Regions from separate parts of the Homo sapiens genome. Here region 1 is linked to region 2. Evidence: chromatin loops called from intact Hi-C (ENCODE). Cell type or tissue: endothelial cell of umbilical vein. All regions are shown on one strand. Each heading gives the region's core, and the rest is flanking DNA. Links, peaks and the distances in the headings are about the cores only.

What was found. A loop is a pair of places that touch in the nucleus more often than their neighbours do. Peaks named below come from ENCODE experiments on the same cell type or tissue, not always from the same donor. Only the 100,000 strongest peaks of a DNase experiment are listed, where the experiment ranks them.
Region 1: a loop joins it to region 2, with 6 times the contacts of the local background. A loop is called at or near these places in 45 of 110 quality-filtered maps.

What each region holds. Positions count from the first base shown.
Region 1 is chr17:72,717,837-72,733,911 of GRCh38, reverse strand. All of the region lies in intron 7 of SLC39A11 (solute carrier family 39 member 11), which reads left to right. Among named protein-coding and RNA genes, the nearest start is that of LINC00511, 85 kb to the right of the region's middle. RefSeq lists enhancers at 5,928-6,222, 8,302-8,371, 13,289-13,966, 13,967-14,645 and silencers at 8,182-8,251, 12,391-12,606. In endothelial cell of umbilical vein, for the core only: CTCF peaks have their summits at 6,056 (motif pointing left) and 8,272 (motif pointing left); DNase peaks (open chromatin) are centred at 6,051 and 8,251.
Region 2 is chr17:73,251,398-73,265,903 of GRCh38, reverse strand. CPSF4L (cleavage and polyadenylation specific factor 4 like) reads left to right here and starts at 4,024. Exons shown (of 6, transcript NM_001129885.1): 1 at 4,024-4,188; 2 at 4,921-4,971; 3 at 8,071-8,223; 4 at 11,878-11,973; 5 at 13,181-13,274. The coding sequence starts at 4,086. RefSeq lists an enhancer at 10,204-10,333. In endothelial cell of umbilical vein, for the core only: a CTCF peak has its summit at 10,048 (motif pointing left); a DNase peak (open chromatin) is centred at 10,043.

The DNA of each region.
Region 1 (16,075 bases), core at 4,361-12,360, 530 kb after region 2:
AACCAGCATCTGTGCTTGTGTGTAGAGTCCAGAGAAGCCAGCCCTGCAGAAACAGCCTGCTATGGGGTTCATACACCAAGGCAGTATCTTGCCTTAGATGACCACCTGCAATCCAGGATGAGACTTTGGCTTGATCAATTGCACTAAATCCACCCACACTCATTCTCAGTTCCCTCTTTCAAGAGGGAAAAGAAAAGGCACTGACACTGTAAGATGATGAAAGTAGAAAGTGAACAGGCAACCCTGTTGGATGAGCCATTGGTGAAATCATGTGGTCCTCAGCATTGAATAAGGCCGCATGAGGCCAGGACCACTGTGACACAGAGTGCCAGGCAGGGGGACTGTGCACCAGCCCCTGCCTGCCCGGAGTCTCCCAGACTCAGCCAGTCCAGCCTCCACGGAGGCTGCAGATGCTTAGCTTATCTTCTGAGCAGTCCTGGTCTCCACTCATTCATTCATTCATTCATTCATGCACCCGTTCTTTAGTGAGTAGTGGTATATGTCTCATATTTTGCTAGTCATTGCAGAAAACACAATTTGTATGAAAAAACTCTTCCTAGAAGCTGAACATTTGTCACTAGTACTTCCAGTAACATGGTGAGATCAGCTGACATGGATGTCCCACCACAAACAAACAAACTAGTAAACATGGTTTTTACTACACAGCCAAGGACTAAGGAGAAAGAAATGCCAGATGCTAGAAATAAAGGGAAAAATCAAAGACACCGTGGTAGGTGGTTTCAGATCCTCACAGAGCTTCAAAGGATTGAGGGTTGGACCTCTTGCCTATGGAGCGGATGGAGCCGTGCCCTTGCCCTTGGATGTCAGGGAACTGAAACAGCCCAGCCTAAAGACCAGGGCTTGTAGGCATTGCCTTCTGTAAAAGGGACTATAAAACTCCACCCACTGGTCCAGGAACTTGCGTGTGCAACTTGTCCTCTCTCCAGGATCTTGGACAGAGAGATGGGGTATAGGGCATAGTAAATGATGTGCAGGATAGGAAAACCCTAGACCTGCATCACACAAAGGGTGTATGGTACAAACTTTTATACTCTATCTTGTACCAGAAACCTCAAATAAAGAGCATAAATACTGGCCTAGGATAATAGAAATCTTTCAGGCTCTAGCAGGAACAAACATAAAGTCCTTACCTACACAAAGCCCTAACTCTTCCACTAACCAGCCACACCAGATGCCTGGGGGCAAGGAGGAGGACTCTTAAGTACGGTTGCACTTACACTCAAATAGAAAATAAAATACAGACAAACCACAGAGGGAAACATGCCGCTGCGCAGGAAAGATAGCACTCACAAAACTAGAAATAACAAAACTGCAGGAGAAATGCATCAGACAGACCCGAACCGAGGGACAAAATACCTGACCAGCCCTCCTCAAAACTGCCAAGATGGTCCCAAAACAAGGGAAGTCTAAGAAACAGTCCAGAGAAGACGAAGGAGACTAAATGCGAGGCGCTGTTCTGGATGGGATCTTTGTACAGGAAAGAGACGTTAGGGAAGAACTAGTGAAATCTGAATACACTGAATATAGTGTAGTTACTAGTGAAATCTGAATATAGTGTAGTTAAAAGTAATGCACATGGCCAGGTGCCGTGGCTCACGCCTATAATCCCGTACTTTGAGAGGCCGAGGCGGGCGGATCCCTCGAGGTCGGGAATTCAAGACCGGCTTGGCCTACAAAACCCTCCCATCCCTACTAAAAATACAAAAATTAGCCGGGTGTGGTGGTAGGTGCCTTTGATCCCAGCTACTTGGGAGGCTGAGGTTACAGTGAGCTGAGGTCTCACCACTGCCCTCCAGCCTGGGCAACAGAGCGAGACTCTGTCTCAAAAAAAAAAAAAAAAAAAAAAAAAAGAAAAGAAAAGAAAAAAATAAAGAAAAGAAAAGGGCCTGTAATCTCACCACTTTGGGAGGCCAAGGTGGGTGGATCACCCGAGATCAGGAGTTCGAGACCAGCCTGACCAACATGGTGAAACCCCACCTCTACTGAAAATACAAAAAACTAGCCAGGCGTGATGGTGGGCACCTGTAATCCCAGCTACTCAGGAGCTGAGGCAGGAGAATCTCTTGAACCTGGGAGGTGGAGGTTGCAGTGTGCCAAGATCGCGCCATTGCATTCCAGCCTGGGCAACAGAGCAAGTCTCCATTTCAAACAAACAAACAAACAAACAAACAAACAAAAAAAGGAATGCACCAATATGGGTTCCTTAGTTGTAACAAATGTTCCATCCAAAGTGAGATGCTAGCGATAGGGGAAACTGAGGGCAGGGTACACAGGAACTCTCTCTACTATCTTTGAGCTTTTCTGTAGACCTAAAGCTAATCTAAAATGAAAGGTTTATTTAAAAAAAAAAACTGCATAAGGTTGCACAAATGAAAGCACTTTTTAATACTTAATAATGGATAGATTTATAATAATATAATAGTTTTACAAAAGACACCAAGGAGGAAAGCCGCCCCCATGATCAAATCACCTCCCACCACGTCCTACCCCCAACATTGGGGATTACAATTCCACATGAGATGTGGGCGGAGACACAGATCCAAACCATATCCACCAGGGACTGGGACAGAATCTGGAGATACCGGAGGCAGAGACGGATTCTCTACACAGAAACGACAGTTCAACTCACAGAAGATTTCTGAGCTCTAATTGAAGACAGGGGAATGCTGTCTTCAAAGTGCCAAGAAAAAGTAACTGCCATTCTAGAGTAGAAGCTGCCAAACTTTCTCTTAGAATTCCAGATGGCCTGTGGGCCATATAATCTCTGTCACAACTGCTTGACTGACTGTCGTGCAAGTGCCAAGGTAGCCCTAAATAATACGTAAAGAAATGGGCATGGCTGGCCGGGCACAGTGGCTCACACCTGCAATTCCAGCACTGGGAGGCCGAGGCGGGCGGATCACCTGAGGTCAGGAGTTCGAGACCAGCCCAACCAACATGGTGAAAACCCGTCTCTACTAAAAATACAAAAAATTCGCCGGACGTGGTGGCGCACACCTATAGTTCCTATTGCTCGGCTGAGTATAAAGATGGGAGACCCCATCTCTATAAAAGAGAAAAAAAATCATCTAGGCATCATGGTGTGCATCTGTGGTCCCATCTACTCAGGGGGCTGAGGCAAGAGGATCACTTGAGCCTGAGAGGTCAAGGCTACAGTGAGCTGTGATTGCACCACTGTGCTGCAGCCTGGGTGACAGAGCAAGACCTTGTCTCAAAAAATAATAATATGCTAGTGAATCTAAAAGGACAACTACTAATGAGAGAGAGAGGTATAGGATGGAGGAGGGAAGTGAGAATGCATGAACGAATAAACACTGGGAAGAGAGATGGAAAATCAAAGTGAAATAATTCAGCCGTCAGATGGTGGAATTCATCTCTTCAAAGAGGTTTTGCTTTTTAAATGTTCAGTTCTAAGTGATTAATAAGTGGCACACCTAAAATATGACATGGTAAAGTTGAAAGGAAGAAAGATACAAGGCAAACGCTAATCAAAAGAAAGCGGGTATTACATTTTTGTCTCAGACAAACCAGACTTGAAGGCAGAAAGCCAGATAAGGGATAAAGGTCAGTACTTAAGGAAAGGGGAAGTAATGTACCAGAATGACATCCTGATGCTGCGTTTGTAGGCGCCTAGCAACATAAGCCTCGAACTGTTTAAAGGAAAAATCATCAGAATTGCAAGGAGAAACACAGTCATGGTGGGGGAGTTTAATGTCCCTGTCTGATACTTGTAGATGACGCAGATATTAAGTTAACAAAATGCATGCAGTGGACATATATAAACTGTAGCCCAGTCATTAGAAAGCTTACGTTCATTTCAAGCCACGTGAGGGTTCCTAAAATGGATTAGAGTGCTCTGCCACAGAGAGAGTCAGAATACATACCCTAAGATCAATGCCATTCAGACCGCATTGTCTTGATTTCGATGTGATATAGTTGAAAGTCAATAGCAGAAAAGATACCCATAGTAATTTATTAATCGACAGTTAAGCCCATAGGCGGCATAAGATTAACACAGTCCAAGCTCCAAAGGGCTTGATCCAAGCCAGACCAAGAAACCAGTAGAAGACAGGCAAGCTTTTTGCTCCTCTCAAGGGCTCTTCATAGAATGGTCTACATTTCATCAGGAGCATAGGGGTGGTCTGCTTTGGTAAGGGGATGATAAGGGCAGGTAGTACTCTGAGCAAATGCCAAGGTAGGTGCCAAGGTTTTTTCAGGGCTGGTGGACAAACCGATATGACTGAGATAGAATTTTCTGGTGCTTTAGAGAAGGTATGTCTAAAGGATTGGATTGGCTGGTTGCAGTGGCTCATGCCTGTAATCCCAGCATGTTGGGAGGCTGACATAGGTGGGTTGCTTGAGCCCAGGAGTTCAAGACCAGCCTGGGCAACATGATGAAACCCTGTCTCTACAAAAAAAAAAAAAAAAAAAAATATATATATATATATATATATATATATATATATATATATATATATATATATAAATAGCCAGGTGGGGTGGCATGCACCTGTAGTCCCAGGTACTCTGAATCCTGAGGTGGGAGGACCACCTGAGCCTAGGGAGGTTGAGGCTGCAGTAAGCCGTGATCGTGCCACTGCACTCCATCCTGGGCAATAGAGAGACTGTGCCTCAAAAAAAATAAAACTAAATAAATAAAGGATTGGATTGAGGCAGGAAAGAAACAGGTGCATTACTCAGCAAAAAGTTGGCAACTATGGTGGGTTCCGATGCAGGCAAGAGACATCACCCAAGAGGTAACTCAAACATGCATCTGGCTAAGATAAAATAATCTGGGAGAGCAGGTGGGGAGATAAACCAGTGTGAAGAATGCACCAACTGAAAAAGAATATTTACAGCCCACCCCACTGCTGTGTGTTTTAGCAGCAATGAAGAAGATACTGGATGTTGTGATGACCATGAGAATGAGGACTGATCCCAGGAAGAGCTGTTGCGTACAGAACCCACAGACAGCGTTTGCCAGCTGATTTTGTTGTCGCGTGGAAGGGAGAAGGGAGAATTTGAGTCCAAGTGACAAGGAGACGTAGGTTAATCTCGTGCCGTGGAGTGAACTGAGAGGGAAGAAGGACTCCATTTACACAGATTGGGGAAAGCGTTACCCAGTACAGGCCCAGGGTACACGTGCACCAAGCTAACTGAGCCAGATAGTTTATGACTCCTTTAGTGGAGGGGTTGGCAAACTATGGTCTGCGGGCCAAATTTGGCCCAACACCTATTTCTGGAAATGAGGCTTTATTGGAGCATACGCGCACCCATTTGTTTACATATTGTCTTTGGCTCCATATGTGCTACAGTGGCTGATCTGCATAATGGCCAGAGAAATCTTAAGGCTGAAAAGCTGGAAATACTTACTATCTGCAAAGCTGAAAATATTTACTATCTGACCTCCCTGTTCCTTTGTTCCTTTCCTTTCCCTTTCCCTTTCTTTTTGACAGGGTCTCACTCTGTCACTCAGGCTGTAGTGCAGTGGTGCAATCATGGCTCACTGCACCCTCGACCCCCTGGGCTCAAGCGATCCTCCCACCTCAGCATCCCTCCCAAGCAGCTGGGGCTACAGGCACATACCACCACACCCAGCTAATTGTTGTATTTTTTGTAGAGATTGAGTTTGCCCAGGCTGGCCTCCAACTCCTAAGCTCAAGTGATCTGCCTGCCTCAGCCTCCCAAAGTGCTGGGATTACAGGCGTGAGCCACCACACCTGGCTATCTGACCCTTTTCAGAAAGCGTTAGACCCCTCCTTTAGTGGACACAATCCCTGTTTTTAGCCCATATTCATCATTAAATACTCTGAGGCCAACTGTCTTTTTTATGACCTCTTGCTTGTGCCCTGTCTGTTGAAGCAGGAGGCTTCATATAAACGTCGCCTGTGGCATTATAGCCACCCACAAGAAAAGGAACTATTCCAAGAAGGCACTGTCTTCAGTTCCCACTTCAGGGGTTTCTGACCTGGGAAGAAGACAGGCAGGCACCTCGCCTATCATGTGTGTGTGGCTGCTGCCATCTGGTGTACAGATGCCGTTACTTCCTCACCTTCCTGGAGCCCTCCCCAGCTCCTTCCCATCTGTCCACCTCCCTACCTGGCCAGGTCAGCTTGCACCAAGGTGTTCATTCAGAGGTCATTGTCTCCTGAATTAGGAAGACTCTCAGCCAGCAGAGGGAGGCCTGTAGTTCAAGGGAAACACAGCTTGCTTCTTTCTTTTTTTTTTTTTTTTTTTTTGAGACGGAGTCTCACTCTTTCACCCAGGCTGGAGTGCAGTGGCACGATCTCAGCTCACTGCAACCTCCACCTCCTGAGCTCACACCATTCTCCTGCCTCTGCCTCCCGAGTAGCTGGGAGTACAGGCACCCGCCACCACGCCTGGCTGATTTTTTGTGTTTTTAGTAGAGATGGGTTTCACCGTGTTAGCCAGGATGGTCTCCATCTCCTGACCTCGTGATCCACCCGCCTCGGCCTCCCAAAGTGCTGGGATTACAGGCGTGAGCCACTGTGCCTGGCCCCAGCTTGCTTCTTTCTGTTCTGGTCCCATAGCAGTTTCTTTCTGTTTCAATCACAGAGGAATTCTTCAGACCGTATGTGCTTGGGGAATTGCATGCTTAAGCGGTTTTCCTTTCTGCTGTATCGTCACTTCAAAGAACATGTTCTCTGGAGAGGAGACATGCCCTCAGCTCCCACTTCACTCAGTGGCAGGCATCATTCAAACCAGCAGGGAGAGTAAGACTGTTTATGCTTAAACACTCAGCTTCACATACCACTTCCTGTTTTAAGCTTTGACTAAGCACGCGTCAAGAGACGTTTGTAGTCTGTGGACCTGCCTTGACCTACAGGTGCAGCGGCCATCCCAGAGCAGGCTGTGCACAGCAGAGGAGGCTGGCTGCGAACTTTAGTGTGCCATGGATAGTCCACAAAACACATCCCCAAGATATGACCGGACCAGCTACTGCTAATCAACACCCAGACACTTGGTAAAGGAGGCATGGTTGATTAGTCTACATTTGGATGTAGTATAGCCCATTAAATTACACATGGAGGCATCAAAACCAATTTTAAGATATATGTTTGCCTCTCTGATCAAAGAGGAAAGATCGTAAGTCAGATAAATCCTTTCCCCTGGCTTATACATATATATGTTGATATATTAACAATTATTTAAGACAGCAGCCATTAGTTAACAAAGCAACCCTTTATTTAGAAAGAAAAGTGGCATATTTTGACATATTTTCCTGGTCATTCATCAACATTAGCTAGTAGATGAGCATGTCTGTATGTGTAAGATACGTTACATGTGTGTCTACCTGTCCAAGCAGCCCCTCTACTTTTGCTCCAGTAGATTGTGTGTGTGTGTGTTTGTGTGTGTGTGTAGACAGGATCTTGTTCTGTTGCTCAGGCCGCAGTGCAGTGGCACAATCATAGCTTGCTGCAGCCTTGACCTCCTGGGCTCAAATAATCCTCCCTCCTCAGCCTCCCAAGTAGCTGGGACTCCAGGTGTGCATCCTGTAGATTATTGAAAGCATGCTTGCAGGTTACCTGTAGAGAAGTTACAAAGGAGACTTCATTGTTGTGGCGGGGAGGAGTCTCGGAGAACTCACATGGAAACATTTTAATTATAGTTCACTCTAACATCTTTGAACAAGCAAGCTGTCTTCACTGGCTCCCTCCAAGCCTCCATGCAGCTGCTCTTGCAATGCCTAGACCTGCCCCAGGCAGCACTCAGTCTCCCAGACTCGTGGAGCATCCTAGGGAGACCCTTACTTCCTCAAAGTTGCTGATCTTAACCTCCTCCCTGCCTAGCAACTTGGGTCTCAGCATTCCCAGCCTGGTCTCCCTGGAGAGTGGCTTTTAGCCTGAGAATTGGAGACCCAGCCTGAGGACACTAAGGTACTTGTGGAGAAAATACTTTGACATCTTGATCCCACTGTCCCCACCCTTTCACAGCAGAAAAATGCCCCTCCCACCCTTGAGTCACTTCGGCACAATCCTGTTCTATTCTTTATCTGCAATCGCACATTGTGCTCTCAATTTTATTTTATGCAGGCAAGCTCTTCTCTTGAACCTATCACACTACCCTGTCTGGAATTCTAGAGTGATCTATTGGCAGCTCCTTCTCTTCAGTTTTCCTGGCTCATCCTGCCACACTACACAGCCTCACCTTACAAAGAGACAGTGGAATTTGAAAGTGCCGGCTGGCAGCGGTGGACAGACGGCGCCACCACGCGGTAGCTTGGTAGCATAGGTTGCTAGACACAGTACCAGAAGGAAAAAGTTTGACCAGGAAAGGTGACTGTGTGTCGCTATCCAAATCTATGTTCGGCTTGTACAGAAGGTGTATCTGCAGAAGGCTAAGGACCATATATGTAAGTTACATGTAACTTTGGACATGTCCAACTTTGCTTTGGATATTTTTCAAAATAGTAACATCCTTATATTCTGGCTGTTATACCCTGATTTTTCACCCCCCATTTAATTAAGCATTTATAAAGCTCGTTATTGTCTTATTTTCCCATGTTGGGAATAAAAGTATAGCTTTTATGTGACCCTACGTAGAGGGGTAGAAATGTGAAATGGGCCAATTAAAGTGTCAGAAGCTACTCCAAGCTTTTGATGGTCTACCCTAGCAGGGGAGCATAGAGGTGCGAAAAGTCCTCACTTCCAGACACCCAAAAATCAGTTCAGTTTTTCTTTTTGCCATTTGGAGGGGAGAGGGTGACATTTACTTTTCTAGTGACTTAAAAACATAATGTTATTTATTGCATGCGTTCTGGGAAGTGAAGAAAGTGGGCCAGGCCAAGGAAGTCCACCGGATGCATGGGCAAAGCCAGACCAGGATCAAACAGGTTCTCACCATCCTATGTAATTTGCCATCAAGTCATTCATCAGTCTGTCCATCCATCCATCCCTTCAATCCACAGAGATTCACTGAGCACAGGATTCATCTTTTTGGAGAGAGAGAACTTAGAATAGTTATTTCATCAACTGCAACTGGGAAAACAGGCTTGAATTTGTAGGACTGGTGGGCTGGACATGACTTTGAAAGATCATCTTGCCTCTTAAGTATTTTTTTTTTTTTTAGCAGTTGAGCTTTTGGAACAAGTTCCTAAGCGAACACTCTGGATGGAATAGATACCACCCTTTCCATGAAAGTTCCCCTCTGCACTTGGCAGAAAATCCCTGATCTAGCCCAAGTCTCTAATGTTATAAGTGAAGAAACTGAAGTCTCAGAGTGGAAAAGGAAGTCATCAGGGATGACTCAAGTCAGAGCTCCTGGTTCCTGAACCCTGGGGCTCTTTCCTCCCCTCTAAGAGCTGATCTGTCTGTAGCTGGTCATGTTTCCATTTCAGAGGGTGGAGGGAACATCCAGGATGTCTCAAAAGGTCTGCTTTCCTCATTGTCTCAGCTTCCCCTCTGAAGCTCACTCCCCCCCACCGCTTTCTTGATGTTTTTTCTCTTGTCCCATTTGAACTGCAAGAAGTGCCCCTCCCATTCTTGGACCACCTGGAAGCTTTTGAGCAAGCTTTTGGAAAATTATCTGTTTTGTGCATTGCAATAGAAAACTCAAATGAAAGGAGCCAGATGGGATTGAGGGCTGGGAAGCGAACAGGGAGAAATGAATCATCTTGGGCCTCATCTCCAGAGTCCTTGTCCAAACCTGGGCAATTCTTATCCCCCTCTGTCCCTCTCTTTCCTCTCCCCTTCTCCCTTCCCATGGCTTTTTATGATAATGCTTTTCAAGCTCCCAATAAGAGCAACGTTTTACAGAAAAAAAAAAATAAAAGGGACAGTGTTTTGCCAGTAAGATGTGTGTTCCCGTGTTAGCACCACTGATCGCCCAATAGTTGCACGTCTAAGATTTTTCTTTGACTGAGAAATCCTACCAGGGAAGAAGAACTACTCCTTGGAGACTTTGTCCTCCACATCCCCAGTTCTGTGCTGACAAATACAATCCCGTCGTTACCTGGAAACCTGGTGATTTTCCAGAACACGTGGAGGAGAATGAAGAACTTAATAGCCATTTGCCTGCAAAATATGCCATCATGGAGCCTGGTGCTTGTGAATCTCTGGGTTGAATTGGATAAACAGATGGACAGATGGGTGAATGATCTGATTACCTGCTAACCTGAGATTGCCCACAAGGTTCCATCTTGGTCTGGCTTCGTCTGTGTCTGGCAGACTTTTACGACCCACTTTCTTCACTCCCCAGGACTGATGGAACAAATAACATTATTCAACGGAAGTCATTCGAAAAGTAAATGTATCACCTCAAAAATGGCAAAAAGAAAAATCTAGTTGATTTTGGGGTGTTCTGAAGTTAGCACTCTTCACGCCTGTACTTTCTTCTCCTAGCACAGACAATCCACATGTAGGGTGATGGTTGTGTGTGTTTGGGGTTGGCCTCACTGGTATTACAAATCCAGTTACTGTCATCCATCTCTTCCTGCTACTACTTACTCTGAAAGATGGTTTTCCTTTGAAGGATGGAGAAATTCTCTAATCCAGACCTCCTGACAGCTAGGCTGCAAACACACACACACACACACACACACACACACACTCTTACACTCCTACAAAGACAAAGAAAATCCTGGGAGGGATTTTAAGACACGTGCTCATTTCAGCACTCTGTCCTCCTGGTGACATCTCTCTATGAAGCATCTGGGACTTCACCTGACAAGCACCTGACAACCTGACTGAGCACTCGGCCCTTACTGTATGTGCCTCAGTTTCTACGTGCATCATGTGAGAAAGGCAGATTGTATCCATGGCTATGAGACTGTTGGGCTTTGTTGGACAATGAAGACGTCCCCCAAATATGTAAAGACTGACAAACGACGGCCACCCTTTATATTTTTCAAAGTGAAGGCATTGAAGGAAAGATGCAATCGTAGACCGCCATGGTCAGTGAATTATTTTATGAGAGATCACCCTTCTAGAAAGTGCAGCCAGGTGCAGTGGCTCATGCCTGTAATCCCAGCACTTTGGGAGGTCGAGGCTGGTGGATCACTTGAGGTCAGGAGATACAGACCGGCTTGGCAAACACAGTAAAACCCTGTCTCTACTAAAAAATACAAAAATTAGCCAGGCTTGGTGGCAGGCACCTGTAATCCCAGCTACTCGGGAGGCTGAGGCAGGAGAATCGCTTGAACCCGGGAGGCGGAGGTTGCAGTGAGCTGAGATCGTGCCATTGTACTCCAGCCTGGGCAACAGAGCGAGACTCTGTCTCAAAAAAGAAAAAAAAAAGTGTTATTTACCACCAGAAATTAGTTCATGAAATCAGGAGCTCAGGATAAAACAAAGTCCTTTCTGTCTTCCAAACAGAAAGACCAAAGACCTTCCAAAGACCTTACTTTTTCCCTCCCCCACCCCACCCCAGTTCAAATTCTGTAAAACAATATGAAAACCTTGCATAATAATACCTGGTTTGTCATTATGCTCTTGATACAAACTAATCCGTTTGAACTCCATTGGGCAATGCGACAAGATGATCTGGACTCTGCAATTTATTCTGCTACTGTTTTCATCTGTTGAAAATCTAGTTTCTTGAAATTGGACGGTGTATTTTTAAAATGTGTTCCCTTGACTTTTGCTTCCCTGTTGTCTTTCCCTGTGTGCAGAAGCCATCAATGAGAGGAGGGCAGGGAGGGAAGGGGAGTCTTTTTGAGAGAAGGAAGTCACAGCCCTAGGAGGGATCTCGATTCTTGAATTCCTAAGTATTATCCCAAAAGAGAATCATTAGCATGGAAAAGAAATTGATACTGGAAGATACTGAATTCCTTTGGATTGACCTTTTTTTTTTCTTTGGCTACTTCATGGAAATGGGGGCCCTGGGACAGAATAATATCCGAGAGAAAAATAATTTTTTAATTCACAGCTGAGTTACAGGGTATACTTTTTTTTTTTTTTTTTTGAGATGGAGGCTTGCCTGTTGCCCAGGCTGGAATGTAGTGGCGCCATCTCTGCTCACTGCAGCCTCTGCCTCCCAGGTTCAAGCGATTCTCCTCCCTCAGCCTCCTGAGTAGCTGGGATTATGGGCATGCACCACCACATCCAGCTAATTTTTGTATTTTTAGTAGAGATGGGGTTTTGCCATGTTAGCCAGGCTGCTCTCAAACTCCTGAACTCAAGTGATCTGCCTGCCTCGTCCTCCCAAAGTGCTGCGATTACAGGCATGAGCTACCACCCCCAGCCAATTTTAACTTTTAAAGTTCTGTTTCTCAAACACAGAGCATCATCATGACAAGGGCCTTTCTCAGGGCCACATCCTGCATCTTGGTCCATGGACCACAGTAATGATGAGTGTTATGTAGGGGAGCTCTGCTGAGTGCTTGTTGTGTGCCCAGTCCTGTGCTGTCTTTTACCTTCATTCTCTTGAATCATCACACATGGACCCAAGATGAGCCCTGTTTTACAGATGTAGAAAATTGAGGCACTGAGATGCCTCTCGTCCACAGCCCCGTAGCTAGTAAGGGCAGCAGTCAAGACCGGACATGGTGGTTCTTGCCTGTAATCCCAACACTTTGGGAGGGTGAGGTGGGCAGATCACCTGAGGTCAGGAGATCGAGACCAGACTGGCCAACATGGTGAAACCCCGTCTCTAGTAAAAATACAAAAATTAGCCGGACATGGTGGCATGCATCTGTAATCCCACCTACTCAGGAGGCTGAGGCGGGAGAATCGCTTGAACCCAGCAGGCAGAGGTTGCAGTGAGCCGAGATCGCGCTGCTGCGCTTCAGCCTGGGCAACAGAGCAAGACCTTGTCTCAAAACTTAAAAAAAAAAAAAAAAAAAAGGCGAGGGACAGCAGTCAAGTCTGTGCCTAGTCTAGTCTCTGGCCCCAGAACCTACCTCTTTTGGGGTGTTCTAGGCTATGAGGCGACCTGGCCAGGCAGGAGGAGAAGCTAAGTGGGAGAGCCTGGGGGAGTGGGTGGGTCTTGTTTCCTATCAAGTTTAACTTACTGCAGACCCCCTCATACCTCATTGTATGTGTTCGGGGGATGAATAGGCACTATTGATGCTATATAAGACCATGGATTCTGGGGCTTGACTCCCTGGGTTCAAATCCTGGCTCTTTCATCAACTGGGTCTATGACCTTGATGCGTTGCTTTTCTTATGTGCCTCTGTTTCCTAATCTGCAAGATGAGAATAATAGTATCTACCTCAGTGGATTGTTCTGACCAATGAACTGAATTTCTCTAGGAAAAGCTCCCTGAGTGGAGCCTGGTGGATGGTAGGTAGCACTGTCCATGGTGAAGCTACTGCTCTTGCTTCCTGGCACACCCATGACACATCCTACAGCTAGATGGCCAGCCCATTTCTATTTCCACTCAGGTCCAGGACAAGCACTCCCCACTCCCTGCCTCCCCAGGAGAAGAACTGTCTCAGAAGTAGCTTCCACTGTCTGCAGGGAATTGACATCCAAGCCTCGGGGCCCAGGTCCAGGAGCAGGGTCTCTGAGTGTGCCTGGCTACTCGGAGCCCAGGTCCAGGAGCAGGGTCTGTGAGTGTGCCTGGCTGCTCTGCCCTCCCACTGCTTCTACTCCTGTTTCTAGAGCTCCGTGCTTTATAAGGGGCCTTCACATCCTTTGCCCTCTTTCCCCCGAGGCCCTCCCAGGCTGACTTCGTCATCTTATCACAGCATGGACTGTGCATGCTCATGAGCCCTGGCCCTGGTACTGCCCAGCCCTTGTCCCCAGCCTTCGTTGTGTGGTGTTTTTCTCTCTCCTGTGTCCTCCCTGGGAGCAGAGCCTGGGTCACCTCTTTTATGCTCTGCACGGGACCCAGAACCAGGCAATGCGTGGTCAGCTCTGTGCTAGGGGTGTCGACGGCAAGGGTCGGCCCCTCCAGACCACACAAGCACACGAGCTGCTTCCCTTTTGCGCCCCAGTTTCCTGGACTCATTTGGGGGCCCCTTCCATCTAACCACACAAGTCACCTTCTCAGAGCAAAAAGGAAGATGACAGTGCTGCCCCTCCCCCATCCGCCGGGCAGCAGCGTCTCCTCCATGAGCAGCACAAGGGGCTTTTATGCTGCGGCCCTTTCCTCCTCTGCCACTGCCCCCAGCCACCCCCACCCAAGTCCCTGGCGACAGGGATTGGACATCTTGGCACAGGAAGCTATCTCTGCACAACGTATACTCTGTTAGCCTGGAGCAGACCTTGGGGGAGGGAGGGCCCCGTCAAGCTCTCTGAAAATGGCAGTGTGGTTTCCTTGCGGCTTTCCCGGGCACTGGAGATGACGCACACTTCTTTTCTCTTCTCCGTTCCCACTGCTGCCCTGTCCGTCCTCCCCAACAGCTTGTTACAAGCGACTTGGGGAAGAAAGCAATTCTGTCTTCCAGGGCAGCCTGCTGAGGAAGGTCAGGCCACTACAGAGGGAGCTGTGGGTGCGGTTTAGTTCTGGGGGGCAGGGTCTTCATTTTAAAACATTCTGCTTGGTACGCCAAGAAAGGCAGCTCAGGAGCACTGGTGCTTGTGTCGCACTCGTGGGGACATGTGGCACTTGGTGCTGCTTACATGCATTGCTCAGTCCTCGCTGCCATCCCAGTATGGACATGTGGCCACGGGGCCTCGGGAGGCAGGGGAAATGCTCAGAGGTCATTCTTCTGGTAAGAGGCAGATTCAGGATTGCTTTTTTTGAGATAGAGTCTTTGTTGTCCAGGCTGGAGTGCAGTGGCATGATCTTGGCCCACTGCAACCTCCACCTCCCAGGTTCAAGTGATTCTCATGCCTCGGCCTCCCAAATAGCTGGGACTACAGGCATGTGCCATCACACCTGGCTAATTTTTTTTTTTTTGTATTTTTAGTAGATTCGGGGTTTTGCCATGTTGCCAAGGCTGGTCTTCAACTCTTAAGCTCAGGTGATCTGCCTGCCTCAGCCTCCCAAAGTGCTAGGATTGCAGGCGTGAGCCACTGAACCTGGTAGATTCAGGATTTGACTTACTTCTGTCTAGCCAGGCATGGTGGCTCATGCCTGTAATCTCAGCTACTTGGGAGGCTGAGGCAGGAGGATCACTTGAGGCCAGGAGTTCAAGACTTACTTCCATCTGATTCAGAAGCCCACGAATAAACTTCCTCTGCCAGCCTCTAGCAATCATGGAACAATCAAGAAAGCTGGAAATTATCATTCCCATTTTACAGAAGCAGGCTGTGTCCAAGAGCACACAGCAAGTGAGGGGCAGCTGCCATTGTACTTTCTGTCCCTATGAATTTGACTCCTCTAGGATTTGAACCCAGGTGACCAGCTCCAGAGCCTGTGCTCTTAATTATCACTCTGCTGTTAAGTGACGTGCCTGGCTGTGACCCCAAGGTCTTCAAAACTCTCCCCCAAAGTCGTGTGGGAAATGGGGTCAACTCAGTTGTGAAAATGTCTAATCTCCCATTATGAATCCTTTGAACATTGACTATAGTAATTCCAATTTGTCAGACACTTTTTTTCCCCTGAGATGGAGTCTTGCTCTGTTGCCCAGGCTGGGGTGCAGTGGCCTGATCTCAGCTCACTGCAACCTCCACCTCCCAGGTTCAAGCGATTCTCCTGCCTCAGCCTCACGAGTAGCTGGGATTACAGGCGCCTGCCACTATGCCCAGGTAATTTTTTTTTCTCTTTTTAGTAGAGGCGGGGTTTCACCAGGTCTCAAACTCCTGACCTCAAAAGATCCGTCCGCCTCAGCCTCCCCAAATGCTGAGATTACAGGCATGAGCTGCTGCCCTCAGCCCAGATGCTTCTTTAAAATCAAACCTCATTTGGCTCATTACGAAATGCAAGCCTAGGTAAAAAATCCACAGTGAGGGACAGATAGAGATTTTGTATTCGGTGTTAACTGGAAGCAAATATTTCTGTTAAAGATGGTTTTGAGTGTTGCTCCAGATGAGTGTTACTTTGGTAAGAACCATAACCCTTGCCAGTGCCGCCCAGCAGTGAGATACCGGGGGCAGGAAGGGGGAAAGAAGGGAAAACTCCAGACAGGTGGTACTGAGGTGATCTGGTGGCCTTGCGGTCATGACTCACTTCTCCAGCCTCACCTCCTAGACAGCCGATGTGCAG
Region 2 (14,506 bases), core at 6,141-14,140:
AGGCATGAGCCACCGCGCCCAGCCTTGAATCTGAATGCCAAGTGAGAAGGTCTATTCATTTCCTAGAGCTGCTGTCACAAATTACCACAAAGGTGGCTGAATACAATAGGAATTCATTCTCTCACATTCTGGATGCTGGAAGCCTGAGGTCAAGATATAGGCAGGGTTGGTTCCTTCTGGAGGCTCTGAGGGAGAGTCTGTCCCACATCTCTCTCCTGGCTTCTGGTGCAGATGGCAATCTTTGGCCATCCACGGAAGCTGGGTCACCCCAGTCTCCACCTCTGTCTCCCCATGGCCTTCTCTGTGTCCCCTCTGTGCCTGTGTCTCAATTATCCCTCTCCTTTCTCTCATAATCACACCAGTTACTCGGTTTAGGAATCATCCTAATTCCAGGATGTCCCATCTTGAGATCCTTACCCGAATGACACCTGCAAAGACCCTGCTTCTAAAGAAGTTCATGTTCACAGGTACCAGGGGTTAAGACTTTGATTTTTTTTATTTTTTATTTTTATTATTTTTATTTTTATTTTTTTTTTTTGAGATGGAGTCTAGCTCTGTTGCTCAGGCTGGAGTGCAGTGGTGCAATCTTGGCTCTCTGCAACCTCCGCCTCCTGGGTTCAAGCGATTCTCCTGACTTAGCCTCCCAAGTAGATGGGACCACAGGTGCTTGCCACCATGCCCTGCTAATTTTTGTTTGTTTGTTTGTTTGTTTGTTTGTTTGTTTTTGAGACAGAGTTTCGCTCTTGTTGCCCAGGCTGGAGTGCAATGGCGCGATCTCGGCTCACCACAACCTTTACCTCCTGGGTTCCAGCGATTCTCCTGCCTCAGCCTCCCAAGTAGCTGGGATTACAGGTGTGCGCCACCACGCCTGGCTAATTTTGTATTTTTAGTAGAGACGGGGTTTCTCCATGTTGATCAGACTGGTCTCGAACTCCCAACCTCAGATGATCCGCCCACCTCGGCTTCCCGAAGTGCTGGGATTACAGGCGTGAGCCACCGCGCCCAGCCAATTTTTTGTATTTTTAATAGAGACGGGGTTTCACCATGTTGGCCAGGCTGCTCTTGAACTCCTGACCTCAGTTGATCCACCCACCTTGGACTCCCAAAGTGCTGGGATTACAGACGTGAGTGAGCCAACATGCCTGGCCTTTTTTTTTTTTTTCCTTTGAAGAAAGGGTCTTGCTCTGTCACCCAGGCTGGAGTGCAGTGGTGCAATCATGGCTTACTGCAGCCTCAACCTCCTGGACTCAAGCAATCCTCCTGCCTCAGCCTCCCAAGTAGCTGGAACTACAGACATGTGCCACCATGCCCACCTAATAATTTTTTAATTTTTTGTAGAGATGGGAGTCCTGCTTTGTTGCCCAGGCTGGTCTTGCACTCCTGGGCTCAGGTGATCCTCCTGCCTTGGCCTCTGAAAATGCTGGGATTACAGGCGTGAGCCACTGCACCTGGCCTAGACCTAGACTTTTTGGGTAGCCAGTTCAATTTACTGCAGAAGGTATTTTGAATAAGCAAAAACTATGAATGCAAGCCCCGTTGTTTGTGTGCCAAACTAATGATGAGCCACTGGGAGAAGGGATTTCATCCATGTGACACCCACCACACACCTCTGCTGGCCAGGCACCTAGAAGTGGGATGGGAAGCCCCTGGTGGAGGAGCAGAGAAGCTGGGGTGCTGGAGGGAGGAGTCTTAACCAGGAGTCTCCTTCATGTTCATCCCTCATCAATTAACTCTTGCAGGCCACCAGAGTAGCAGAAAGATCTCTGGGCTATATCCCCAGGGCTCTCATGATTTTAAAAAATCATCCCCAGGCTGGGCACGGTGGCTCATGCCTGTAATCCTAGCACTTTGGGAGGATGAGGCAGGCAGATCACCTGAGGTCAGGAGTTCGAGACCAGCCTGGCCAATATGGCGAAACCCTGTCTCTACTAAAAGTACAAAAATTAGCCAGGTGTGGTGGTGTGGGCCTGTAATCTCAGCTACTCAGGAGGCTGAGGCAGGAGAATTGCTTGAACCTGGGAGGCAGAGGTTGCAGTGAGCCGAGATCGCGCCACTGCACTCCAGCCTGGTCAATAGAGCAAGACTCAGTCTCAAAAAAAAAAAAAAAAAAAAAATTCATCCTCTAAGCAGCCCCTGTCCAGTCTTCCCCCGACCATCCCTCAGAGAGCCATGTACAGTTCTCAGAGCCCTGTGGTGGCTCTGCTGCCTTCACGATCACTTCCCCCCAAAGCTGGCCCCAGCAGGCCCCCCAGAGTTGGGTCCCTTCTCAGCTCTTAAGCCTCATTGCCCCCATTCCACCTCTTTACCCCCGCTTCTGCCAAACCAAACCCTTGAGCGCCTCCTCAGCCTTCACATTGCTCCATGCCCCAACCTTCATACTGCTGGCCTTCTTCCAGAACATTCTCTCCCCATCATCATGACTCTCCATTGAGAGAGCTCTGCCTGCTACCCCTTCCTGCCCTGCTGGGCCCCTCATGCCTCCATCGCATTATTGTGTGAATGGCTAATGTCCCCTCCTTGATGGGGCCATCTCTGAGGATAGGGACGTGGCCCTAGTGCAGAGATGCTCAGGGATGTTTAGGGAAGGAAGTCATCAAGAGACCTAGATGTGAACCCCATCCATAGCGCCTCCCAAACCATGTGGTCTTGGCCTCCCTGGGCTTTGATTCCCTCATCAGTCCTGCCTGCGCTGCCAGGCTTCTGTGAGCCTTTAATGAGCCTGTGTTGACAGATGAATGCATTCTTGGGACTACTAATCAACGCATACAACTAAGGCCAAGAGAAGCCAGGGTTTCTACCCCAGGGACCCCCTTGGCCCCACCCTCTAGCCCTGGAGCTGGGTCCCTCTGCCTCTCCCAGGATGCAGTCAGAGGCCTGAGCTTCTGGAAACTCTTGGATCTCGTCCCTGCTCCTCCCAGTCCCACCTCGGCTCCAGGTGTCTATCTCTCCAGCTATTTTCTTTTCTGATCTGGAGTTCAAAAGAACAGATCTAGGAGCAACAGCCACGGGGAACAACAGCCAGCAGGCTAGTTCATGTTGGCCCAGCTGAGAGCCTGCGGGGCTGCCCACCTCTCCCTGCTGGGTTTGGGCACCCAGAAAGGAGGGCGTATGGGTTCTGGTTCTATGGGCATTAAAAGCCAATGTGACTGAGAACAGCAGCTCTAGTTAGAGGCAAGGCCAGTTTGGGGCCAGAGCAGGGGGAGGGGGAACCTGGTCTAATTAGAGCCCTAACATGCTCCTTTGAAAGCATTGTCAGATGTCCCCAGCCCTGCAGGCAGGGGTGGTGTAATAATAATAAAACAACATTTGCATAGAGATTTCATTTATAAAGCACTTTCTCAGGGGTGGGGTGGCACTGGGTGGCCCTGTGGAATCCTGGCTGGGAGGCCGCCCTGGCCTTGGTCGGTTCCGCCCTCCCGCCAAGCTGGCGATTGTGTGCGAGGTAAACAAAGCGCCATTCATCCAACTGTTTCAGTTCCTCTCCTCTTCATTCCTTTTTCCCTGTCTCCCACGAAGAGCTCACTCGGGGCTTGTCACTCAGGCCAGAAAAGGGGTGTCAGGGGCCCCAGAGGGAGACCCCTTCCCTCATGGGAAGAAGCGGGGAGGTGGGACGGCTCCCTCCCTCTGCAAACCCCCACCACCCCCAGCTCTGGCAGAATAACAGCCTTGCTGCGGTTGGTTTGTGCAACTCTTTGCTAACCTGTGGCTGTGTCTTCATGGACAAAGTATGAGCCCAGGTTTGGTAATGTCTGTGTGCACGCCACGTTTGTGTTCGGTAACATGCAAAGATAAGCAGTTTGTGGGGCTCTGCGAATCCCTCCCTATCCGAGTGAGCCTTGTGTACACAGTGTGGGGGTGAGGGGCCCTGGGGTGTCTGCCCCTGCACTGGGTGGGCCGGGTGAGGCAGCTGGGCCCTGCTCCTGTACAGCCCAGGCTGGAGCGTCCCCTGCAGTCACCTGGCCACTGGCACCCTGGGGTGAAGGGGGAGGCATTGGGCGCTGGCCCCTTAAGGGCCTCTGATGAGCTATATTGGGCCCACCTGCCTGGGTTCCAGCAGCTTCCGCAGCCCCAGCAGGAGACGGAAGATGCAAGAGGTCATTGCGGGGCTAGAGCGGTTCACCTTTGCCTTCGAGAAGGATGTCGAGATGCAGAAGGGCACTGGGCTCCTGCCTTTCCAGGGCATGGACAGTGAGTGAGGGTGGGGCCACTTTCCCTCCCCTACCTTCTCTGTTTTTTTTTCTTTGAGACGGAGTCTCGCTCTGTAGCCCAGGCTGGAGTGTAGTGGCACAATCTCGGCTCATTGCAAGCTCTGCCTCCTGGGTTCACGCCATTCTCCTGCCTCAGCCTCCCGAGGAGCTGGGACTACAGGCGCCCGCCACCACGCCCAGCTGATTTTTTGTATTTTTAGTAGAGACCGGGTTTCACCATGTTAGCCAGGATGGTCTCAATCTCCTGACCTCGTGATCCGCCCGCCTTGGCCTCCCAAAGTGCTGGGATTACAGGCATGAGCCACCACGCCCAGCCTCCCTCCCCCTTCCTTCTCTACAGGCCTCTCTGCTCAACTCCCTGATGCGACCGCCCCTTCTCTGTCTCTCTCTTCTGTGGCTTCGGGGCAACCCATTTTCCAGACTGAGAAAGAGAGGCACAGAGAGACGGTGAATTGAGAGAAGCCACACTGGCCTCCCGAGCTCCTGGGCCAGGCTTGAGCCCCTCGAGCTCCTCTGTTTCAGAGTTGGGGGGTTAAGGGTTGAGGTCTGCTGGCTGGCTCTGCAGGTTAACCTCTACAGGGCCCAGATTTGGGATCCCATAGGCCAGAGCCTGGGGGAGGTCTAGGTGGGACATGCCGATGGAGGTGGAGGCTTCCGGAACAGCTGCAGCCTCTGGGGAAGCTACCTTCTCCGTTCCCTCTTCTCCTTCCAGAGTCGGCCTCAGCTGTGTGCAACTTCTTCACTAAAGGGCTCTGTGAGAAAGGTGAGTTAGCAGACAGGCCTGGGCCCCAAGCTGGGTGAGTGTAGGGTCTGTCTGAGCTACACCCAGCAGGGGCTCTGCCTGGCCTGGGATAGGGTGTCGAATTTGCACCTGGGGAGGGAAAATTGGGATGGAACGGAATTTTATTTTTATTTTATTTATTTATTTTTAGATGGAATCTCGCTCTGTTGCCCAGGCTAGAGTGATCTGGCGTGATCTCAACTCACTGCAACCTCTGCCTCCTGGGTTCAAGCGATTCTCCTTCCTCAGCCTCCCGAGTAACTGGAACTACAGGTGCATGCCACCAAGCCCGGCTAATTTTTGCATTTTTAGTAGAGATGGAGTTTTGTCATGTTGGCCAGGCGGGTCTCAAACTCCTCACCTCAGGTGATCCACCTGCCTGGGCCTCCCAAAGTGCTGGGATTACAGGCGTGAGCCACCATGCCCGGCCATGGAGCAGAATTTTAGACTTACAGGTAGACAAAGGATAAGTGGTTGGATCCACCGAGCAGCCTGCCCCTCCCCTAAGATTTTCCCGCCTCAGCAGCAGTCTTCATAGTTTGCAGTTCGCATCAGGGTAACCAGGCTGCCTGGAAAGGGGTATTTTTTTCTTTCTGCCTTGCTGGGATGGGCGTGTGTCTGAGCTTTGGCCTGTGCATTCCCAGGAGGCTCCAGCTTCTTAATGTTTTTCTTGATTTCCTCCCAGCTAGAAGAGAGGCATCCTTCTCCCCCAGTCCCCTGCTCTGACTCAGTTTGTAAACTGGTCAATTGTCTCATCCATTCCCTATGCCCTGAGGTAGCACCTGCCACCATCTTTGAAATGCTATCAAAAAGCATCCTCCACTTCTCTCCTGCCCTGACTTTGGGTCAATACTGTCTTCCTAGGCCCCTCTCCCCAAATGCAGCCATTCTGGGAAGGCCTGATTCAAATATAAGAGTTTTCAACTTTTCTTCTGGCTCATGGCTCATGTAGAGGCTCTTTCAACAGAAATATACAATTGCCAAAAAAAACTGGCTTCCAGTTTTAGGGTTTCCCTGTCTTCCTCCCGCTTGCCTATACATTTAGGTTAAGAAATCTCACTGGTGTGAGAGTTTAGGACATGTTTTCTGATCCAAATGAGTCTGTCCCTGGAAGCTGGGGGGCTGGAGGGGACCAGGAAAGGAGGACCTGGGGCCATGTTCGCCCACCTGCCTTGTTTGTCTTGGGGCCAGCCCTAGACCATACAGGGAGAAGGGAAATGGGATCACTGGTCGCCCAAGGCCTTGTGCACCCAGGACCCTGCAGGCTCAATGTGGACTGAGTGGCATCTCCTCAGCTCAGCCCAACCAGTCCCTAGAGCAGTGGTTCCTAGCAACACCCTTCTGCAAAGAAAGAAAGCTATTATGGTGGAAGGTCAGAACCAAGCAAGTCAATAGCCAGGGGTGGAGGTTAGGGGTATTTAAAAAGAGCACCTTGGCCGGGGGAGTAGGCTCACACTTGTAATTCCAGCACTTTGAGAGGCAGAGGCTGGAGAATCGCTCAAGACCAGCCTGGGCAACATAGCGAGACCCCATCTCTACAAAACATAATTTTTTTTTTTTAAAAAAGGAAAAATGGAAAGAACACCTCCCCTAGCCCCCAAATTATGTCAGAGAACTGGCCAGGCATGAGGCTGGACCTGCTTAGAAACTCAGGAACTGCCAGCCTGGATGACATGGCAAAGCCCTGTCTCTACAAAAAATAAAAAAATTAGCTCAGTGTGGTGGTGCATGCCTGTAGTCCCAGCTACTCGGGAGGCTGAGATGGGAGAACTCCTGAGTCTAGGAGGTTGAGGCTACAGTAAGCCATGACTTTGCCATTGCACTCCAGCCTGGGCAACAGACTAAGATCCTGTCTCAAATAAATAAATAAATTAAAGAAACTTAGGAACTGGGTGTCCTTCCTGCTAATAGCAAGGCAGACTTGAGTGAAGATGATAAAGCAGTTAAATGTAACATTTCCATGGAATATTCCTTATAAATCATTACAAAGTTGGCTCTTCTGTCACCCTGTTAGGTCTCTGGAATCGGGAAGCATAACATTTGATGTTTTTAAAGATGGGAATTCAACACACCCTTACTGAGCACTTACTATGTGCCAGGGGCTGGGCTGGGTGTGGGGATTCTGGGCTGGAAAGCCTGGCCCCGCTCCCTGGCAGGACGAGAGGGGGTGTTAGGCACTCTGGGAATGAAAAGGAGGCAGCTGTTCTGAGCCCAGGTACTTCCCTGGAGAAGGGCATGGCACTCCAGGCAGATGGGAAGGATGGGCAAAGGTGTGGTAGTGGGAACAGCTGTGCTTTAAGAAGAGCTTGCCCTGGCCAGTCACGGTGGCTCAAGCCTGTAATCCCAGCACTTTGGGAGGCTGAGGCGGATGGATCACCTGAGATCAGGAGTTCGAGACCAGCCTGGCCAACATGGTGAAACCCCGTCTCTACTAAAAATAAAAAAAATAGCCGGGTGTAGTTGCAGGTGTAATCCCAGCTACTTGGGAGGCTGAGGCAGGAGGATCACTTGAACCTGGGAGGTGGAGGTTGCAGTGAGCTGAGACCGTGCCATTGCTCTCTAGCATGGGCAACAGAGCGAGACGCCATCTCAAAAACAAGAGCTTGGCTGGGCGCGGTGGCTCACGCCTGTAATCCCAGCACTTTGGGAGGCCGAGGTGGGCAGATCACAAGGTCAGGAGATCGAGACCATCCTGGCTAACACGGTGAAACCCTGTCTCTACTAAAAAATACAAAAAATTAGCAGGGCGTGGTGGCTGGCGCCTGTAGTCCCAGCTACTCAGGAAATGGAGGCAGGAGAATGGCGTGAACCCAGGAGGCGGAGCTTGCAGTGAGCCAAGATCGCGCCGCTGCACTCCAACCTGGGCGACAGAGCGAGATTCTGTCTCAAAAAAAAAAAAAAAGCTCTCCCTTCATGCTGCCTCGGCTCCCAGTTCCAGCCCCTACAGGGTCCAGGTGAAGGGATAAGGGGACAGCCGCTGGGGACTGAGTCAGGTACCCTCCTGGGGAATCCCCTGGAGGGCTGAGCTGGGCCCAGGCTGTGGATGAGGGGCCTCCCAGCCAGGTGCTCTGGCATCTCCAGGGAAACTCTGCCCCTTCCGACATGACCGAGGGGAGAAGATGGTGGTATGCAAGCACTGGCTCCGGGGGCTCTGCAAGAAGGGTGATCACTGCAAGTTCCTGCACCAGTATGACCTCACCAGGATGCCTGAGTGCTACTTCTACTCCAAGTTTGGTAAGGCCTCTTCCTGGCTCGGTGCCTCACCCTGGAGGGTGGCAGTGTGGGCTGTGAGATGGGAAGGTTTCTAGAGGAGCGGGCACGCAGAGGAGGCTGGACATGTCCCTGGAGGCCAGAGAGACCTGTCTGAGTCTCAGGTGTCTGTTCTCCAAACCCCTAGACAAGCAGAAGTGCACCCTGAAGTCCCTGCCCTTTACTGCCCCCTGGATCAAGGTGCATACCAGATACCCCCAAAAGGGAAGAAGGGATTGTTTCTCTCCCCATTCTTGGTTCATCACACACCCAGCCTGACTATATTGAAATGTCTCAAATGAGCCATCTCTCAGGCCCCGGCTAGAACTTCTCGAATATCAGGCCTTCAGAGCCACATTCACGATGCCTGCTGTACCCTCAAAGCCCCAGCACCACTGTCTGCTCTTCCAACGGTCTTGCTATTTTAACTCTTACTTTAGAAGAAACTTTGCATTGTTTCCATAAACGGAGAACTAGCATCACTTGTTGGAAATCAAAGGTCATTGTAAACATAAATCCATGAGGTTCAGAGGTCTAGCACCTAAAGTCATCTTGTGCGGTCAAGCCTGGACCAGCATCTTACCTCCCTCTGGCTTCAAGGCATCCTTTGTCCTTTTATTTATTTTTATATATTTTTTTGAGACAGCGTCTTGCTCTGTCCCCCAGGCTGGAGTGCAGTGGCGTGATCTTGACTCACTGCAATCTCCACCTCCCGGGTTCAAGCCATTCTCCTGCCTCAGCCTCCTGAGTAGCTGGGATTACAGGTACCCACCAACATGCCCGGCTAATTTTTATATTTTTAGTAGAGACGGGGTTTTGCCACGTTGGCCAGGCTGGTCTTGAACTCCTGACCTCAGGTGATCCACCTGCCTTGGCCTCCCTAAGTGCTGGGATTATTGGTGTGAGCTGCGGTGCCCGGCCTCCTTTGTCCTTTTAATCAAGGGACTGTTTATGGGGCAGCTGCAGCCACTTTCCCGCTTACTTAAGAAAGGAATTTGTAAATGTGCTTCAGGTCTCACCCTTCACAATACGATTCTACAGCTCAGAGCTTTTCGGAGCTGGAAGGAGCCTTACGGATTATCTAGTCCAGTGGTTTTCCAACTGTATTCCATAAAGAGTGACCTACAAAGAGAGAGCTGGCAGAATCCCCTGGATGCCCCTGACTCAGGAGGCTTGGCTTCCAAATGTGGCTGCAGCCAGCTTCAGGGCCCCCCAAGCGGCTGCTCCTCATTAGTGCCAATGGGAGGGTCCTGGGTACCTGAGAAGGAGGCAAAGCATTGCCTAGGCCAGTCAGAGCCCCACCCAGGCTAATATTCCATTTCCTGCCTGCTCCTGGGAGGCAAAGGCATGGCAGTTCCTGAGAGCTGCCCCCATGTCTCCCCTGAAAGGACAATGTTTATCCAAGTTCCCCTTGGTCACTGCCTAGCATTCTGTGACTTTAGTAATAAAATGCCACCTACTTAGTTATTCCCTCAATAGCCCTCGGTGTTTGTTTGGGGATCAGGTGCTCCTGGGCATGGATACAGGAACAGGACCAGGTCCCCCTCCGCCCCCAGATAACTCCAATTAGTAGAGGACAGACTTGTAAGCCCATGATTACAAGATGTAATCTACTGTTCTTACAGTAAATGAATGCATATGGCTTTCGAATATCAAAGTGATGATCACTCTAATTGGAATCAGAGTGTTGTTGGGGAGGTGTAGGAGTGGGACAGAGTCACTGGAAGGGACTGGTGTCCGGGGTCTTCAGCCCAGTACCCCCGTCTCTGAAAGGCGGATTGAAGGCTGAGGTGCTGCTGCCACCTGCTGGCCAGGCCAGGAATGCAGAGACGTGCACGCAGCAGAACGGCAACCAGTGTAGATGACTTTCTGTTATCTCCATCCATCAAATGCTGGCCAGCATCACCTAGGGGGTGATGTCACTTTGATTCATTAGAAAGCTCAAGCCCAGAGTCAGCACTCTGCCCAGTGCTGTATACTGACAATGAACAAATGAACCCTTCATGAACGTGAGGAAGCTGAATGAAATGGATGTGGCCTTTTCCCCTCTCTGAGCCCTGGCGTTCTCTGTGAAATGAGAGGGCTGGGAAAGAATGGTGGTTTTAAACTCTTAGGAATCAGGGGTACTCTCCTTTTTTTTTTTTTTTTTTCTTTTTTTGGAGACAGAGTCTCGCACTGTTGCCCAGGCTGGAATGGAATGGCACAATCTCGACTCACTGCAACCTCTGCCTCCCAGGTTCAAGCGATTCTCCCACCACAGCCTCCTGAATAACTGGGACTACAGGCACGTGCCACCATACCTGGCTAATTTTTGTATTTTTAGTAGAGATGGGGTTTCACCATGTTGGCCAGTCTGGTCTCAAACTCCTGACCTCAGGTGATCCTAAGGATCACCACCTCGGCTTCACAAAGTGCTGGGATTACAGGCATGAGCCACTGTGCCTGGCCTAGGGGTACTTTCCTTTAGGCGAAACCTTGCTCTGTAGAGGCCCAGTGTATAAAATAGATCTTCCTGGAGCAATTTGAAAATCAGTGGAATAGACGCTACGACGCTCCTTCAGCTCTGAAAAGCACTGAGCTGTAGACATTTAAGGAGGATGAAGTTGGAAAGATTCATGAGTTCTCAACTTGAATGAAGTGAAAGTGGGATGAATCTTCCCCCATGCTTCCTTCAGAGCTTTCTTCCTAAGAGAAATCTAAGAGAGCTCTTAAAATGACACCTGGGTCCGGGCGTGGTGGCTCACACCTGTAATCCCAGCACTTTGGGAAGCCAAGGTGGGCGGATCACGAGGTCAGGAGTTCAAGACCAGCCTGGCCAACATGGTGAAACCCCATCTCTACTAAAATACAAAAAATTAGCCATGCGTGGTGGCACATGCCTGTAATCCCAGCTACTTGGGAGGTTGAAGCAGGAGAATTGCTTGAACCCGGGAGGCGGAGGTTGCAGTGAGCTAAGATTGCGCCATTGCACTCCAGCCTGGGCAACAGAGTAAAACCCTGTCTCAAAATAATAATAATAATAATGACACTTGGGTAGCCTGGGCCTACTGGGCTGGCTCCCTGTAGGAAATAAACTAAACCTGAGACTTGGTCTAATCCATAGAGAGATGATGACGCAGGCTTAGTATAATGCAGGTGCCCACTCTGTAGAATGTTTCTTTTCATACCTGTGCCACCTTGAGCAGGGCTCTGCTTTTCTTTGCATTTCCACCAAGGGGAACAGCTTCCCTAGGCTCTGCAGGCAGCATGGGTTTTGTAGTAGAGATGAAGAGGGGGCTGCAGTTACAGCGACATGGAAATATCTCCACTTAACGTCGCAGGCCTTCTCGGCTCTCCTTGTTCCTGCTAGCCTCTAATGGCCTTCAGTTCCAGTGCCTCCTTCTCCATCTGGGGTCCCTCACTCTTACTCTTCCAGAGGTGTATATTCAGACCATGCCCTGCTTAGCAAATAGGACTGGGATCCACCCTTTTTAGACTGCAGCAAGGATTAGGCATACTTTCCATCTTCAAAAAGCTGGTGACTCCCAGAATAAAGGCCAGTGTCTTCTGTGTTTGTGAGGGGCAAGGTCAATCTGGTTTGGGGACACAGAAGTGATCACAAAGAGAAACTGCTTCTACAGAGAGTGCTGGGATTTTCAGGTGACTGCAGCAACAAGGAGTGTTCCTTCCTCCATGTGAAGCCAGCTTTCAAGTCCCAGGACTGTCCTTGGTATGACCAAGGTTTCTGCAAGGACGGTGAGGCCTTGGAAGCCAGGGAGCCCTAGGGGCTGTGGGGATCAGGGTGGGAGCTCTCAGCAGGGGAGGGGCCATTTTCCTGATGAGGCTGTGCCTTGGAGAAACCCCAAATAGAAGGCCTTTCTGTAGTTCTCCTCCAGCTCTGCTGTGACACACAAAACACAGCCTGGTGTGGGGCCATAACAGGCTTGAGGCAGACTGACTTGGGTTCAAATCCTACCTTCAGCATGTATCAGCTGCATGCCTTTCTCCAAGTTACTGAACCACACAGGAAGCTCTTGACACAGGGTCAGGCCCATAGGAGACGCTTAGTTCATGTGTGCTCTCTTCCGCATTCCACTTACCCACCTGGGGGGTCCTGAGTGTTGCTTAAGCATGTCCTACCTTTCCCATTGCTGCCAGCCAAATTTAAGAGGCAGCTTACCCCAGCAGGGTTCCCATGCCCTAAGCAACAGGGTTTCTCCCTCTCCTTTGTCTTCAGATAGGTTTTTCTTACGGAGTTCTTAGTGCTGTTGGTTTTAGGGATCTGGGCGGGGGTGAGGGCTGCTGAGAAGATCAGTAGGATTGTGGGGTTAGCTTTTTTCTTTCTATCACCCAGGTTGGAGTGCAGTGGTGCGATCTTGGCTCACTGCAACCTCCACCTCCCAGGTTCAAGCAATTCTCCTGCCTCGGCCTCCCAAGTAGCTGGGGTTACAGGTGTGTGCCACCATGCCCAGCTAATTTTTGTATTTTTAGTAGAGACAGGGTCTCACCATGTGGCCCAGGCTGGTCTCGAACTCCTGGGCTGAAGTGATCCACCCACCTTGGCCTCCCAAATGCTGGGATTACAGGTGTGAGCCACCCCACCCGGCCAGGTCAGCTTTTTCTCAGCTGTACCTCCCATACTTAAATAAATAAAAGGCAACAAAGTGTGGTTCATATCCATGCAGTCCTCCAGGACACAGCATGTCAGTGACATTTCCAACTCTATTTCAGAACTTGCCAGCTGACACCTGCTCCAGCACATTCCAAGGTTCCTTTTCCCCATCCCTGTCTCATGGCTAGAAGTGGATGCTTTAGGGTGGTACAGAAAGGATGGGAAGATTTATCCACCCCTATTAAGTGAAGCCCCTATGACCATCCACACCCTTCCTAGGGAGCTTTTTCATGTGTGTTTTCCCCTCTTGCTGAAGCGGATCCTTCTCATCACTTTCTCTTTGCTCAGCAGGTCCTCTGTGTAAATACCGCCATGTCCCCAGAATAATGTGTCTCAACTATTTAGTTGGCTTCTGCCCCGAGGGACCCAAGTGCCAATTTGCTCAGTAAGTATGATCCCTCAGTTACCAACTCCCACCAGAGTGCTAGGCCTGGCCTTCTAGTTCTAGATCTTTCCATACCTTCGCTGGTCCTTAGTGGAAAATGAAGCATCTGGCAAGCATCCGCTCCAGTATTTTCCTGGCACCACTGCCTGACCCTGGCAATCTCAGAACTCTAACCCATCCTCTTAATGTGTATTCATGCTGGGGATAGGTGTCGATCTTTTCACAAACTGTTCTAGTAATAAGAGAAGAAACACTTAATGCCCATTTCTCCCCAGTCCTCTGTAATTCTCCCTCACGCCCTGGCTAAGGGAGGGCAACTTCCCTACAGGGTTCTGAAATATGAAATCTGCAGCAGGCTGGCGCAGAGCATGTTAATGAGCAGAAGATGGGAGGGCGAGAGCTGGGCTGTAATCGTCTCTCTCTCCACTTCCCTTAGTCCCAAGATGAATCTTTTACTCAACCCGAGTTACATGAAGGTGAGTGCAGGCAGGCACGTGCCGTCATCCCTCATCCCTTTATTCCCACTCCTTTCTGCTCCCCAGGGAAGCTCACCCAGCAGCACTGCATGGTTCCCAGCGAACCCTCACTCTCCTTTGAAAGGCATGTCATCATGCATGTGGGACACATATATGTGGTTGTTCCTCCCAGACTACTCTCCAACCTCTAGAATCTCTGCTGTGGGTAGGGTAGGACTTCTCTGTTGACCAGTCCAAGGCTTTCCTTCTGCTAGCTGGGTAGCACGCATGGTTTTTGGAATCAGGGCTGGCCCTGATTGAGAACTGTGCTCAGTCCCTATGGAGAGACACACACACTCTATAGACCCAAGTGTTGATGAGCACCTATGTCAGGGGTTGGTAAACTACAGCCTGTGGGCCAAGTCCAGCCTGCTGCCTGTCTTTGTACAGGCGAGGGGCTAAGAATGGTTTGTAAAAAGTGGGAGGAAAATCAAAATATTTTGTGACATGTGAAATTAATTCCAGTGCTCATAAAGGGTTTTGTTGGGACATGGCCATGGCTGTTCTGGTGCTTACAATGGCAGAGTCCAGTGGCTGCAACAGAGACCCAGTAGCCTGCAGAGTATAAAATATGCACTGTTTGGTGTTCTATAGAAAAAGCTTGCTGACCCCTGGTCTAGATGACTGAATGTTGGACACCTGTTTAAGTATCACAGAGGCCAGACAGCGCCAACACTGGGGCAGCTACTGACGGCTACTGGGGCCTCCGAGCACTGG